2 separate regions of the Homo sapiens genome follow, and region 1 is linked to region 2. Evidence: read pairs that join two places in POLR2A ChIA-PET (ENCODE). Cell type or tissue: A673. All regions are shown on one strand. Each heading gives the region's core, and the rest is flanking DNA. Links, peaks and the distances in the headings are about the cores only.

Region 1 (8,239 bases), core at 1,711-5,710, 380 kb after region 2:
TTTCTAGGTTCTCAGGAAAGCAGGCTTCTTCCCTATCTCTATTTTGTCTAGGTTTCCTGCCCTTTAGCATCGCAGTGAAATTTTTAAAATAACAGTTACGAGTTTCATCTATTCAGTCAGCATTCCCAGAGTACTGCTCACAAAAAATTTTTTGATTTGCTTTTTTTGTGATTGTGTATACTCTATCTTTTTTACTTGTTAGTGTCCATATCCATTTTTATTTTCAGGGTGAAATTCTCAGTGTTATACACCCTTGTTTTGTTTTGGCTTTGTATTTGAATTTGCTTCACTCTATTTTTCTCTACTTTTAAGGCTTTAAAAAAATAGGTCCTTCGGCATTTTCTTCACTCTTTTTTTTTTAATTGACATGACATTCGTAGCATAATATTAATCATTTTATTTTTTGAGGCAAGGTCTCTCTCTGTCACTCAGGCTGGAGTGTAGTGGGGCCATAGCTCATTATAGCCTCAACATCCCAGGCTCAAGCAATCCTCCTGCCTCAGCCCTAGAGTAGCTGGTACCACAGTTGTGTGCCACTATGTGCTAACTTTTGTATTTTCTGTAGAGACAGGGTTTCGCCACATTGCCCAGGCTGGTCTTGGACTCCTGAGCTCAAGGGATCCTCCCATCTTGGCTTCCCAAAGTGCTGGGATTGTAGACATGAGCCACCGCACCCGGCCATATTAATCATTTTAAAGTATACAATTCAGTGGCGTTTAGAACACTCACAATGTGTACCACCTCTATATAGTTTCAAAACATTTTCATTAGCCCAAAGGACAACGCTTTACCCATTAAGCAGTCACTCCTCATTCTACCCTCTTTTAGCCCCTGGAACAACTAATCTGCTTTCTATCTGTACAGATTTTTCTATTCTGAATATTACATATAAATGAAACCCACATATGACCTTTGTGTCTGATTTATTCTACTTAGCATAATGTTTTCAAGGTACCTGCATGTTGTAGCATGTATCAGTCCTTTGTTCCTTTTTATGGCTGAATAATATTCTATTATATGCATATGTCACATTTTATTTATTCATTCATTCTTTTATGGACATGTGGTTTGTTCCCATCTTTTGGCTATTGTGAATAGTGTTGCTGTGAACATTCATGTACACGTATTTGTTTAAGTATCTGTTGTCAATTCTTTGCAGTATATACCTTGAAGTACAATTGCTGGGTCATAGGGTAATTCCCTGTTTGATTTTTTGAGAAACCACCAAACGGTTTTTAACAATGGTTGCACCATTTTATATTCCATCAGCAATGTACAAGAGTTCCAATTTCTCTAATTCCTTAGCAATACTTACTGTTTTCTTTTTGTTGTTGTTGTTGTTGTTGTTTGGTTTTGGTTTTCTAATTATAGCAATCCTAGTGGGTTTGAAGTGGTATCTCATTGTGGTTTTGATTTACATTTCCCTAATGACGAATGACATTGAGCATCTTTTTATGTGGTTGTTGCTCACTGGTATATCTTCTTTGAAGAAATATCTACTTAAGCACTCTGCCCATTTTTAAACTGAGTTGCTTGTTTTTTTCTGTTGAGCTGTAAGAGTTTTAAAAAATATATTTTTGATACCAGGCACTTAGCAAATATATGAGTTGCAAATGTCCCATTCTTTAGGTTGTCTTTTCACTTTCTTGGTAATGTCCTGACATAAAAGTTTTAAATTTGGACACAGTCCATTTTACCTATTTTTTTCTCTTATTGCTTGTGCTTTTGGTGCCATATCTAAGAATTCATTGCCAAATCCAAACTGATAAAAATTTACCTTGATCCTTTTTTCTAAGAGTTTAGTAGTTTTTGTTTCTACATTTAGGTTTTTTTTTTTTTTTTTTGAGGCAGAGTCTCGCTCTGGCTCTGTTGCCCAGGATAGAGCATGATGGCGTGATCTCAGCTCACTGCAGCCTCTCTGCTTCCTGGGTTCAAGCTATTCTCCTGCCTCAGCCTCCCAAGTAGCTGGGATTACAGGCATTCACCAGCATGCCGGCTAATTTTTGTATTTTTAGTAGAGACAGGGTTTCACCATGTTGGCCAGGCTGGTCTTGAACTCCTGACCTCAGGTGATCCACCTGCCTCAGCCTCCCAAAGTGCTGGGATTTACAGATGTGAGCCACCACATCCAGTCTTTTTTTTTTTTTTTTTTGATCCATTTTGAGTTACTTTTGATCCATTTTGAGTTACTTTTTGTATATGGTGTGAGGTAGGGGTCCAAAAAGTGTCATTCTTTTGGATGTGGATATCCAGTTTTCCCAGAACCATTTGTTGAAAAGATTACTTCTTCCCCATCAAATGGTCTTGTCACCCTTGTTGAAAATCAATTGTCCATAGATGTATGGGTTTACTTCTGGTCTCTCAATTCTATTCCATTGATGTTTATCTCTGTCCTTATGCCAATACCTCACACTGTTTTGATCACTGTAGCTATGTAGTAAGTTTTGAAATTGGAAACTATGAGTCTTCCAACTTTGTTATTTTTTTGATATTATTTTAGATAATCAGGGCCCCTTGCAATTCCCTATGAATTTGAGAGGATCTACTTTTCCATTTCTGCAAGAAAAAAAAAGGCATTGGAATTTTTATAGGAATTGCATTGAATATGTAGATCACTTTGGGTAGCATTGCTGTCTTAACAATATTAAATATTCCAATTTCCAATAGATGAATATGAGATATCTTTTCATTTATTGATGTCTTCTTAACTTTCTTCCAGCAATGTATTGTAGTTTTCAATGCACAAGGCTTTCACCTCCTTAGTTAAATTTATTCCTAGATATTTTATTCTTTTGGATGCTATTATAAATGAGACTGTTTTCTTAAGTTCCTTTTTGAATCATTCTTGCATGTCCACTATTAATTTGTACTGAAATCTTCTAAGCTTTTCATTAACTTGTCACTTTGTAATCGTTCTCAAGTCATAAATTACCCAACAATATCAAAAATATTTATTATTTAAGAATATCACCAACTTCTGAGCACAATTCTTTTTTCTCTTTCTTATTACATCTAGTACAGTGTCCTCTTTACTTATAATATAGGTATTCAGTAAACTTATTAATTTACCAATTTTTATTCATTATTTATTTTTATGTATTTTTAAATTTTAGAGTCAGGGTCTTGCTCTGTTGCCTAGGCGAGAGGGCAGCAGCACAGTCATAGCTCATAGCAGACTCAAACTCCTGGGCTCAAGCAAGCCTTCCCCCTCAACCTCCCAAGTAGCTAGGACTACAGGCGTGCACCACCATGTCCAGCGAATTTTTAAGTTTTTTGTAGAGATGGAGTCTCTGTATGTCACCCAGGCTGGTCTTGAACTCTGGGCCTCAAGTGATCCTCTGCCTCGGCCTCCCAAAGTTCTGGGATTACAGGTGTGAGCTACCACGCCCAGCCCTTGATTCATTACTTTAAAAAATGCAAAATCATGTCATGTAAATATCTATCCATGCTTTCTTTCTATTCCTATTAGCATTGCCTTAGTCAGGCACATGCAGTTTCTCCCTGTGGAATTTTCAGGTTTTTTTAAATATTGTCTCTTCTTCCTTCCTAAATCTTGATGGTAATTTGTTTTTGCAGTCTGGATCAAGATCAAAATTGCTGCAGGCTACCTCAACTTGTCTTTGGTTCATCCATGCTGCTCTTAAGGGAGAAAGAGAGAAAGGGTTCAGGTTCAGTTATTAAAATACCTCTTCCATGAAGTTTCCCCTAGACTGATTATTGAAAAGCTAAAGCTAATTACCTCTCTTTTTCCATCTCATTTGCGTGAAATCGTAATCTCTCCAGCTTTGTATCTAATTATGTACTCACTCTTGCCTTAATTAAAATGTATTTAAAATCACAGAATTAGAAGTTGGAGGGGATCTTAGGAATATAATGCAGACTCCTGGTTAAATGTGGTCGAATGAGCACATTCACTTGTCGCTGATGCCTAGCCAAAGCCTTCTAAAATGTCAATATATTCAAAATGCATAAACCAACAAGGACAAAAAAACTGGGTAAGAAGATGACAGTGACTACACTTCAAGAGTTGTAAAGCCGATGGAAAGGTGGAAACTGACCTAGCAGAGTGATAACCCATTAAACTATTAATGAAAAAAACTCAGAGCAAGCCAATTCCCAGAACTCCAGAAAAGCTTGGGTATTAGAGGTGGTAGGTATCTCTGAAAGGGGAAAAATGACTGAAAAAAAAGCCATAGTTGAGGGTAGGGATACTTTACAGAAAATGGGACTTAAACGAAAGCCAATATTAGACAGTGACAACCTAGCTCCCTTCTCCAACTCGGTTCTGAGAATTCTGCAACCAGCTTACCCTCTTCAACCCACAGGAAACTGGAAAATTCCTCTTTGGGAAAATGTTCCACCCCAAGAGCAGGGAAAACCTTCCAAGCTTAATAAGATCATTCTACACTGATCAGCCCAACCTCCTACTCTGCCTCACCTCTGGTATTGGTCTCACTGTTCTTTCTTTTAGTTTAATTTATCGTGGTAAGAACACTGAACATGAAATCTACCCTATTAACACATTGTTAGGTGTGCAATATGTTTTTGTTGTCTATAGGCACATTGTCATGCTGCAGATCTCTAGAGCTTATTCATCTTGTTTAACTGATACTTTATGCCTATGATTAGTCACTGTCCTATAAAGGATCACCTTCAGACAATAAAGGAATTTCTCCAGCATGAAGGACAGAATGAACAAAATGGAACTCAGAGGAAATCAAAGCAATGGAGTTGGCAGGAAAATGTGTTTAAAAAATACCTACTGTCTGTTCCTGTTGCTAGGAAAAGATATCATATCTCCCCTTTCCCCAAAGAAAGGAGGCTTTAAAAAGGAGAATTGAGAAGAAAAGAGACTCCTGTAAGTGGAAAATGCTATAGTAGAAAAAAAAAATTCAACAGAAGGGAAGGAAAATAAGACGAGGAAAATAAAGTGGTTTCTGAGGACTGAAACCACATAGTTTACTGTTTAAATTTACAAGACATTACTCTTTCAGTCTCTTCACAAATAAAACTTTATTATAAAAGGGACCTCTTTCATGAGGCAATAAAAGAAGCAAATAACTTTGTTTATTCTGGGATTTATTTCCCCCAGAAACTGTTAAAATAAACATCAAACTGTCCGATTTACCAATAGATATCATCAAGTGACAGTTTACTCCCCAAGAATTGTTTTTTTCTTTTTCTTTCTCTCGCTCTCTTTTTTTTTTTTTTTTTTTTTTTTTTGAGACAGGGTCACGCTCTATTGCCCAAGCTGGAGTGCAGTGGCATGATCATAGTTCACTGCAGCCTCCAGCTCCTTGACTCAAGTGATCCTCCCTCCTTAGTCTCCTGAGTAGCTGGGACTACAGGCATGCATCACCACACTCAGCTAATTTTTTTATTTTTTGGTAGAGACAGGGGTCTCACTATGTAACCCAGGCTGGTCTCAAACTCCTGGGCTCAAGTGATCCTCCCTCAGCAGCCTCTCAAAGTGCTGGGATTACAGGCATGAGCCACCAAGACTGGCACCAACACTCTTTGAATCCGTCACCTCAAAATCTTGCTGTGTCCACCAACTCTAAACTATTATCCTTATCCAATTCTGATCAAGCCCTAGCATTGAAAGACCTGCCTTAAACCAGACTTCAAAACTTCATAAATATGTCAACTTTTCCCTGCCCCTTCTGAGAGGCTACTAAGACTCTGTCAAGTTAGTGTTCTTCCTTACTGCCATAGGAATAAAGTTGTCTTTGTTTAATCAATGGCCTGTTTTAGTGATATTTTGGTGGAGCCAAAATTATTACCTTTCAAAAATTAGTACAAAAAGACATAATGAGACAGAAGAAAAGAGAAAAGCAAGTTAAAAGATCAGAGATCTAACATCTGAATAATATAATAGAAATTTCAACAAGAGAAAGAAAAAATATTGGGAAGAAAAATACTAAAAGAAATAATTTGAGAAAATTTCCCAGAACTGAAGGCCATAAATTTCTAGAATACAGGGCATGATGAAATCAAAGGAGACCCACACCAAGGTTAAAATCATTGTACAATTTCAGAAATGTTGAGATACTATAGAAAGCCGAGGAAAAGTGCTTGGTTGCCTGCAGATTAATATTATTGCCACCAGATGGCAAGAATTCCTCAAAGGCTCTAAGTCTAAGATTTTTGTTTCATTTTCTTCTTCAGATCTTTCCAACGCATTAGAAAGGGAATTCTCATTTGGCTTCTCTCCATCTAGTCTGGCTCCATCAGAGATCTGACTCTTTTCTTCCTAAATGGCTCTGCTGGAAGGTCACTGTATAATCAGCCTGGAGGAGTAAGTGCATTCTCTTTGAGGAATTGACTCATGTGGCTTTGAGGTTAAAAGAAAGACTTTTAAGAGAATGGGCTCTGGACTGCAGTTGTCTATTGTGAACAGAAGGACTTCTGTCATGCAGGGATTCCACAAAGCATTCGTTCATTCATTCTTTCATTCTTCCAACAAGTTTTATTGATGCTGACTATATGCTGGGTACTGTGTTAGGCACTAGGAATAATACTTCAGTGAAAGAAAATCAGACATGGACTTTGTCTTCATGGAGATTAAATTCTGAGGAGAGCAACATTCCATAAACGTATACACACACACATATATAAACAAATATATGTAGCTATATACATACATACATACATACATACATATATATTTAAATAAATTGCGATGAGTGCTATGATGAGCTAGGTATGTGGAGAAAAAGAGACCTATTAGGTCTCTGAAGAATCTGATGGATTCCTGTAAGAGTGGAAGTAAGCAGATCAGCTAGGAAGCCATTGCAGTTTTCTTAGAGGGAGATGAAGATGACTTGGATCAGGGTGATGCCAGAGGAAAGAGAAGTAGATGAATTCAAGAGAAATTGGAGGTAGAATTGACAGGATGTGGTCACTAGATCTGGGAAGTTAGAAAGTAGATGCATTAAAGATGACTCCCCAGTCTCTGGATGAAGCAACTGGCTGGATGATGGGGTTGCCATTTTCTGAGGTGGAGAAGGCTTGGGGAGGAAGAGGTTTTGGAGGAGGGGATGGTGGATAGAATCAAGAGTTCAGGGGCCTGACGCTATGGCTCACACCTGTAATCCCAGCACTTTGGGAGGCCGAGGCGGGCGGATCACCTGAGGTCAGGAGTTCAAGACCCAGCCTGGCCAACATGGTGAAACCCTGTCTCTACTAAATATACAAAAAAGTAGCCAGGCATGGTGGCACTCACCTGTAGCCCCAGCTACTCAGGAGGCTGAGGTAGGAGAATTGCTTGAACCCAGGAGGCAGAGGTTGCAGTAAGCTGAGGTTACACCACTGCACTCCATCCTGGCTGATACAGTGAGACTCCGTCTCAAAAAAAAAAAAAAAAAGAGTTCAGGGTGGAATGTTAATTAAATTGGCCTTTCTCCCCAGGCATTTAGGTTATTGTTTGGATGCCACTGGTCCAGGCTAGAATGGGTTTTGCTCTGATCTACTGTGTAATAGAATGACTTGGCCTGGTTTATTTGGTTTAAATTGGCTCACAATTGGCATTCATTAAGTTAGAAACTGTTGTTAACACAGTGCCCCTAAAGAGAAATAGGAAAATCAGCTTACATTTGTACTGTCTTTTCTGATGTGGGCATTTGAGAGTTAAAGAGAACTGTCCAGGCTCATGCCTGTAATCTTACCACTTTGGGAGGCCAAGGTGGAGGGATTGCTTGAGGCCAGGAGTTTGAGACCAGCCTGAGCATCACAGGGAGACCCCATCTCTACAGAAAATTATAAAATTAGCCAGGCATGGTGGCACACACCTGTGGTCTCAGCTACTCAGGAGGCTGGGAGGTGGGAGGATTGCTTGAGCCCTAGAGGTCGAGGCTGCAGTGAGCCATGTTTGCACCACTACACTCCAGCCTGGGCTGCAGTGATGCCCTATCTTTAGAAAAAATAATAATAATAATAATGGGCTGAGCATCTTCTACATTTTTTGTCGCATTTGTTTGCACTCTATTCATAAGGAGCACACAGTCTCGAGGACAAGAAGCTTCTGGAAAATGCAAGCCCAGTTGTTTTGGTGGATCCTTCTGAATGATTATGCACAGGTAAGATCCTGAGTGTGATTGTGAGGTGGCAGAGAGGAAAACTTCTTCCATTGCAAACAATATCTCTGAAGATAGAGAACATATTTGTCCTATTTTATCCCCAATATAGTGCTTAATAACATATTTACACAGTAAGTGCTGAATGAAGCTGCTCCACCTGG
Region 2 (8,239 bases), core at 2,302-6,301:
GATATTCACAGTCCACTACGATTTTGTACTTGGTTTGATCTGTATAACCAATATGACAGAAGTGATGCAATGTCACTTCTGAGAGTCGGATGTAAAAAAGACTATGGCTTTTCTTCTTGGGCATGCTCTTTCTTATTCTTGGATTTTTCACTCTGAGGGAAGCAAACTACCTACCATGCTGTGGATGGTCCTTATGGAGAGGCCCATTTGGTGAAGAGTTGAAGCCTTTGGCCAAAATCCAGCAAAGACCCAACATCTGCCAATAACCACTTGAATGAGGTTTGAAGTGGATTTTCCAGTCCCAGTTGTGCCTTGGAATGACTGCACTCCAGCTGACAACTTGACTGCAACCTTACAAAAGGCTATGAGACAGAAGTACCCAGCTAGGATACTCCTGGATTTCTGACCTTAGAAACTGAAATAATAAATGTTCACTGGGTCAGGTGCAGTGGCTCGTACCTGGAATCCCAGCACCTTGGGAGGCCAAGGCAGGAGGATTGCTTGAGCCCAGGAGTTTGAGCCCAGCTTGGGCAACACAGTGAGACCTCATCTCTATAATAAATAAATAAACAAATGTTCATTGTTTTAAGCTGCTAAGTTTCAGAGCACTTTGATTTACATCAATAACTAGTACAGCATCTATTATAGATTTCCAAACTTTTAATTATCAGAACCTTTTGATTTGAAAATTGTTGCCAGCAAAGTATTTATAATTATTAGTAATTGCTTTCTTACTCTTATTAATCACATATGTAAATGTCAATCAGAACTTCTTATCATGGGTGATAATAAGTGATATTAGTCTGAGGGAATTTAATTCCAGTCATAAGCTGAAAACAAAACAAAAAATCTTTTGATGTTTTAGGGGATATCTGGCAATGTCTAGGAACATTTTTGGTTGTCACAACTGGGGGAGAGATGGGTAATGCTATTGGTATCTAGTGGGCAGAGGCCAGGGTAAATATTCTTTTTTTTTTTTTTTTTGAGATGGAGTCTGGCTCTGTTGCCCAGGCTGGAGTGCAGTGGCGCGATCTCCGCTCACTGCAAGCTCCGCCTTCTGGGTTCACACCATTCTCCTGCCTCAGCCTCCCAAGTAGCTGGGACTACAGGCACCTGCCACCACGCCCGGCTAATTTTTTTTTGTATTTTTAGTAGAGACGGGGTTTCACTGTGTTAGCCAGGATGGTCTCCATCTCCTGACCTCGTGATCTGCCCGCCTCGGCCTCCCAAAGTGCTGGGATTACAGGCGTGAGCCACTGCGCCCGGCCAGGCCAGGGTAAATATTCTATAATGCACAGGACTGACACTCACCTACCCTCGCCCTAACGAAGAATTATCTGGCCTAAAATGCCAGTAGTGCCAAAACTAAGAAACCCTGTTCTAGGCTATTGCCCCAACGTGTACTTTCTATAACTAAAGACCACAATTAATTCTATTTTCAGAAATTTAATAGTCAATGAGTTGAACCTAACCCATCCTGAGGAAGAGATAGTCAAGTTTTAGTCACAAAAATTGATACCACAGCCTAAATTAGAACTCTTAGTCACTAAATGTTTAATTAACACAAGCTGATTTTTTCCAACAAGAAGTTATTCCTTCCTGTGCAAGCAGATGGGCATGATAAAAAAGAGAAGTACTTGTTATTTCACATCAAAATTAAAAACAAATACATTATCTCTAAAAATGAAGATTTCTTCCAAGAAATTGCTATTATTTAATGCAGAAATATGAAAAAGGAAATTTATTCAATTGAGAAAATAAAAAGATTAAAAATTTTTACTTTAGTTCTACCAATAAAATTCACAACAGAGTATTGCCACAGGTTGAAATTATACTTTTAAAATTCTGACTAATTTTTTAAGTTTTTTAAAATTTGTTTTTGTGTTACACTGTTATGTCTTTGTGAAAAATCAGACTGTTTCTTTATCCAGCAATAATACATAAAACAGCACTGTTACATGTCCAAATGTAGGCATATGTCCTTATCTATGGCTGATTTTAATATTTATCATTGCTCTTCTTTTTTTTTTTTTGAGACGAAGTTTCGCTCTGTCGCCCAGGTTGGAGTGCAGTGGCGCGATCTTGGCTCACTGCAACCTCCGCCTCCTGGGGTCACGCCTTCTCCTGCCTCAGCCTCCCGAGTAGCTGGGACTACAGGCGTCCGCAACCACGCCCGGATAATTTTTTGTATTTTTAGTAGAGGCGGGGTTTCACCGTGTTAGCCAGGATAGTCTCGATCTCCTGACCTCGTGATCTGCCCGCCTCGGCCTCCCAAAGTGCTGGGATTACAGGCGTGAGCCACCGCGCCCAGCCGGAATACTTTCATTTATTAACAAATGATATGACTAGGCACCCTGAAGAGCCAAGATGATCGATTAAAATATTCTTAGAATGTTAAGGAATTCCAAATGGGTAGATATAAGACCAATACTCTCAATTCAATAACTCAGAGTGGCTGCTTTCGCTCGCAAAGTGGAGGTATCTTCAAGGAAATCGGAACCCGTGGTGATCCCTGGCAACCCGATCTGTTTTTGGCTGTTTCTAAACATTAAGGAATGGAAACTCCATGGCGGCCCTAAGTAGCCTGGTTTCAGGCTCTCATGGATGCACTGATAGAAGGTGATACCTGTATGCTAAATTATGAGAAAACCACAGCAACTCCAATTTCAACATATTGAGGAGATGCTTCTGTTGCTTCCCAATTTGCCCATATGAAGACATCAAAAAAGGACTTAAGGATTCAGAGAAAGAGAAATCTTATGATAAAGAAAAGAATTAGATTTTTGGAAGAAAAGCTTATAGGAGCTCAATTAGATGAAGAAACAAGTTTTGTGGAATAGCAACAAGTAAATAAGGCCTATTATGCATATTGAAAGATTTGTGGCCCGGCGCGGTGGCTCACACCTGTAATCCCAGCACTTTAGGAGGCTGAGGCGGGCGGATCACAAGATCAGGAGATCGAGACCATCCTGGCTAACACAGTGATACCCCATCTCTACTAAAAACATAAAAAATTAGCCGGCATGGTGGCAGGCGCCTGTAGTCCCAGCTACTCGGGAGGCTGAGGCAGGAGGATGGCGTGAACCCGGAAGGCGGAGCTTGTAGTGAGCCGAGATTGCCCACTGCACTCCAGCCTGGGTGACAGGGTGAGACTCTGTCTCAAAAAAAAAAAAAAAAAAGAAAGAAAGATTTGCATTGATAGACATGATTTAAAGAGCAAATTGGATAAAATGAGTAAACACAACTCTGAATCTTTAAAAGTATTGAATAAACAGATGCAATCTAAAGAAGTAGAACTCTAGCTAAGGACAGAGGTGGAAACTCAGCTGGTGATGAGGAATTTCAATCCACCTTCATCAAACTGGGAGGTGGAAATGTTAAGCTGTAACCTGAAGATCCAAGGTTTGGAACAAGAGCTGATGAGGAAAGAATATAACGATCTCAAAATAGAACTACTCAAAAACCAAACAAACCTATCTGTATGAGGAAGACAATCTTGAAGAGCAGAGATCTCTGAAGAGTAAGAACTTCAAGTGATAATACACAGAATGTATACTGGCAACTGAAGAGATAAATGTCTAATTTATATCTGGTGACTCAAGTGCTAGCTGAACTATTAAGAAAACTGGAAACCCCAACTGCAATCAAGAAAGCCTGCACCTCAGTAAGATGCATTGAAGACCCTTGGAAAGACAGCACAAAACTGCACATGATGAATTTTACTGCAACATACACAAGACATCCCCTTCCCTGACCAAATGGCAAAGTTCTTTTTTATACTACATCTTCCCCTTTACCAGGAGATATAAAGGTTTTATCAGAGAAAGCAGTCCTCCAATCACGGACAGATAATGAGAGAGCCATTCCTAATGAGGGCACACACTCTTATGGCAGAAATTCTCTGGAAGATCATTTTGAGTATTCCCAATCCCTCCTGACTCAAGTGAGACAGCATTTAGGAAAATTAAAAGTAAAATTTTGCCTTTTAACAAATGTGCCACTACTGCATTACTTGGATCAACATAGTCAAAATTTCCTTTATAAGACTTAACTCTGAAGAGATTCATCATTTGATCAAAAGGACACTGTCTCTCAGTGGTTCTCTCAAGAAATTCTTAACAAACTAAACGTAGATTTTGATTAAAATTTTGTAGAGTTCTTTAGTATATGCATTTGAACATACTGTATGATATTATGTAGTTTATTTCCAGTATGAAAGAATACCCTCCAGCTCCATATTCTAAGAAACAGATATATGCTACTAATTTTTTTTTTTTTTGATACATGGCCTCACTCTTTCACCTTGGTTGAAGCACAGTGGAATGACCATAGATAGCTCACTGCAAACCTCAACTCCTGGGCTTAAGCAATCCTCCTGCCCCAGCCTCCCAAGTAGCTAGGACTACAGGAGTACACCATTACATCCAGTTAATTTTTTTTTTAATCTTTTGTATAGACTGGGTCTCTCTATATTGCTCCGACTGGTCTCGAACTCCTGGCCCCAAGCTATCCTCATGCCTCAGCCTTCCAAAGTGCTGGGATGACAGGTGTGAGCCACCATGCCTGGCCTGCTACCATACTAATTAATAAATACCTTGGGCCCAGAAGTTCAAGACCAGCCTCAGCAACATAGTGAGATGCCATCTTGACAAAAAATAATTTAATTAGGCTGGGTGAATTGGGGCACACCTGTAATCCTAGCACTTTGGGAGGCCTAGGAGGGTGGATTGCTTGAGGCCAGGAGTTTGAGACCAGCCTGGCCAACATGGCAAAAACATGTTTCCATTAAAAATACCAAAAAAAGTTGTCCAGGCGTGGTGGTACACACCTGTAGTCCCAGCTACTCAGGAGGCTGAGGCACAAAAATTGTTTGAACCCAGGAGGTAGAAGTTGAGAGGTTACGGTGAGCCAAGATTGTGCCACTGTACTCCAGCCTGGGTGACAGAGCGAGACCCTGTATCAAAAAAAAAATTTTTTTTTTTTTTGTTAATTAGCCAGGCGTGGTGGCCCACATCTGCGGTCCTAGCTACTCAGCAGGCTGAGGTGGGAGGATTGCTTGAGCCCGGGAGTTCCAGGTTGCAGTGAGCATATGATCATGCTACCTCACTGCAGCTTGGGTGACACAGCAAGATCCTGTCTCTCTCTCTCTCTCTCTCTCACACACACACACACACACACACACACACACAAATTAAGTAAATAAATAAATAAACATAAGGTGTTTAAGAAAGAAGAAAAACGCCTCTTTATACCATAATTTCCACATCTGAGAATTTACATGAAGAAAACTATCAAAAAAGTAGAGCAAGATTTACTTTTAAAAAGATGTTCATGGAGGTGTCATAAAAGTAATAAATTCTAGGCCAGGTGTGGTGGCTCATGCCTGTAATCCTAGTGGCATTTTGGGAGGCTGAGGAGGGAGGATCTCTCGCTTCAACCTGGGAGGTTGAGGCTGCAGTGAACTGAAATAACGTCACTGCACCCAGCCCTGGGGGTCAGAGTGAGCTTTTGTCTCAAAAAAAAAAAAAAAAAAGGTTAAACAAACAAAATGAAATGCCATATGCTGCCAGTACACATCATAATATCAAATAAGATTTTTCGGCCAGCCACAGGTGGTTTATGCCTGTAATCCCGCCACTTTGGGAGGCTGAAGCAGGTAGATCACTTGAGGCCAGGAATTTGAGACCAGCCTGGAAAACACGGCCAAACCCCATCTCTACTAAAAATACAAACAATTAGCTGGTGTGGTGGGGTGGCATAGTCCCAGCTGCTCGAGAGGCCGAGGCATGAGAATTGGTTGAACCCGGGAGGCAGAGGTTGCAGTGAGCCGAGATCACGCCACTGCACTCCAGCCTGGGCAACAGACTAAGATTCTGTCTCAATTAAAAACAAAAAACGAAGGTTATCACTGGGAGAGGATTTGGGAGAAATTAGGATTTTATACTAATTCTGTACTGCCTGATTTTTCATACATCAAGTTTGTATGATGTAAAAAAAATCAACGTCCCTAGTACTATGCTAACAAATGCTTCAGCAGGTAAATTGAGGGTATATTTTATCTGTGTTCACACTGCACCCTCTGGTGTTTCCACAGAGAAAAGGCTCTAAGTAGACACCTACCTAGGGTTTATTCATATCCTTTGTCCATTTCTGTTGTTTTTGGATTGGACATATTTTTCCCAGATTTCTAATACCTCTTTGTATATTAAGGAAATTAGCCCTTATGGGAGAAAAACTTGAAAAAATTATATAAATTACATCATTACTTTTTATTTTGAAGAAAGATAACTACTATTTGATCATTTATATTACAGCAGCTAAATACCAGACTGTAGGGTACCCCAGTCCCATCCTCCCCTCCCCTGATTCCACTCCTGGCTTGCTTTCTGTGTCCTGACCAAAAATCACAGAGGGCTTTGACTGCTCTGTGAGACAGCCCAGTGCAGGGTTTTCCCATCAGGCTTGAACTCAAACCAGGACCTTAAACATTTCCAGGCACTGATAAAGGTATCTAGGTTGCTGCTCAAAACACTGAATGAAATTGGCCTCAGCCCTGAGCCAGATTCCTTAAACCCTCATATAAACTCCATACCCAGACCCCCTCACTGTGGATATACCTAGGTAGAACACCCCTTATATCTTGTCCATTGCAAGGATTGGTGTGATACTCTGCAAGTTCCCTCAATAGATGCTTTAGACTGATTACTCTAGCTAGTGGTTCTTTCTTTAGAATCCCAACTGGCCCCAACTTGGGACAGTTTGGGGCACTCCGTGGTGGGGATTCCCCTGCCTCCACTTTTAGGTTGACTCCGGCCACAGGTTTGGAGGGATAAAACAGACTTCTGAAGAACCAATGTTCCCTATGAATATTTGAAAACCAACTGAATTGGAAAATATGGAACTAGGGCTAGATCATGTATAACTAGGACCTGCAATGAAAAGGCCTCTCATAAACTGGTCCTAATATAACGGCAAGGCCATGTTTGTTTGTCTTTTTAAGTTAATTTCTTGTTTTTCTTTGAGACAGAGTATTGTTCTGTCACCCAGGCTAGAGTGCAGTGGCGTGATCACGGCTCACTGCGGTCTCAACCTCCTGGGCTCAAGTGATCCTCCCACCTCAGCCTCCAAATAGCTGGGACTACAGGTATGTGCCACTATGCCCAGCTAGTATTTTAAATTTTTTATAGAGATGGGGTATCCCTATGCTGCCCAGACTGGTCTCAAATTCCTGGGCTCAAGCGGTCATCCAGCTTCAGCCTCCCTAAGTGCTGAGATTACAAGCATGTGCTACAATGCCCAGGCTAAATTTAATTTCTTAAACCAATGTAATATATTACAAGCAATTTGGAAAGAAGAGGGGAAATCACTCATCACTTTTCATCCTAATAAAATTACTGCTAATATGTAGTGTATTTCCTTCCAAGTAAAAAATATATTTTAAGATTATTTTGTAGTTCATAAGCATGATGATTGGGTTTTCACACACAGATACATATAATTTTTAAATAATGTATTAACTGTTATCATAACATACATAAAATCCTTGTCTCCTTTCTGCAGAGACAGTATAGTGTGCTATACTATGAGATAGTATAGTATTCTACATAGTAAATACCTGGTATAGTATTTAATGACTACCATTTAAATAATGGGCTCTGACTCATTGAAATCCTGCTTCTCCCCTACTTAACAAAGTTTATATGACTTTGGGGAAATTGCTTATCTTTCTAATCATAGATCTCTTTTTTTGTATAATGGGAATGACTTATAACGCTATCTATCTCATAGGAAAACTGAAAATTAAATGAGATAAGCACAAAATCAGTGGTCACAGATTTCTACATTGAATTGAATATCAATGAAGTTTATGAATTCAATACCTTTCGGATAATTCTTTTTTGTGCTATGTTGCTAGTTCACTGTTTTCCCTAAGGGTCTTTATTTCATTTGGTGTTACTTCATCATGCTGTGGATAGAAAAATAAATCACATTTAAAAAAATCGTCATACCAGTGATCCAATCAGTAATGTTTTTAAAAAGGAAAAATAAACTGGAAATATATATATCAAAAGCCATAAAAATATTTACACATTTAAGTCCACTCAGTCTAGCTTTGTGGAGAAAATTTACAAAATTTTGTCCACACAAACATGTAATTATACTATATATTTTTGGAGACACATAAAGAAGACCAGAATTTTAAATATACCAGCTGTGGTTATGTCAGATAAGTAAAACT

What was found. ChIA-PET counts read pairs that join two places held together with the same protein. Peaks named below come from ENCODE experiments on the same cell type or tissue, not always from the same donor. Only the 100,000 strongest peaks of a DNase experiment are listed, where the experiment ranks them.
Region 1: POLR2A ChIA-PET joins it to region 2 with 7 read pairs; 2 of 35 experiments call an interaction of 5 or more read pairs at or near these places.

What each region holds. Positions count from the first base shown.
Region 1 is chr15:45,301,207-45,309,445 of GRCh38, forward strand. No RefSeq gene overlaps it. Among named protein-coding and RNA genes, the nearest start is that of SLC28A2-AS1, 26 kb to the left of the region's middle. In A673, for the core only: no CTCF peak of the experiment used is centred there; no DNase peak of the experiment used is centred there; H3K27me3 peaks cover 377 bases.
Region 2 is chr15:44,916,774-44,925,012 of GRCh38, forward strand. It overlaps the pseudogene LOC100420928 and the pseudogene LOC100129830. Among named protein-coding and RNA genes, the nearest start is that of TERB2, 36 kb to the right of the region's middle. In A673, for the core only: no CTCF peak of the experiment used is centred there; no DNase peak of the experiment used is centred there; H3K27ac peaks cover 2,318 bases.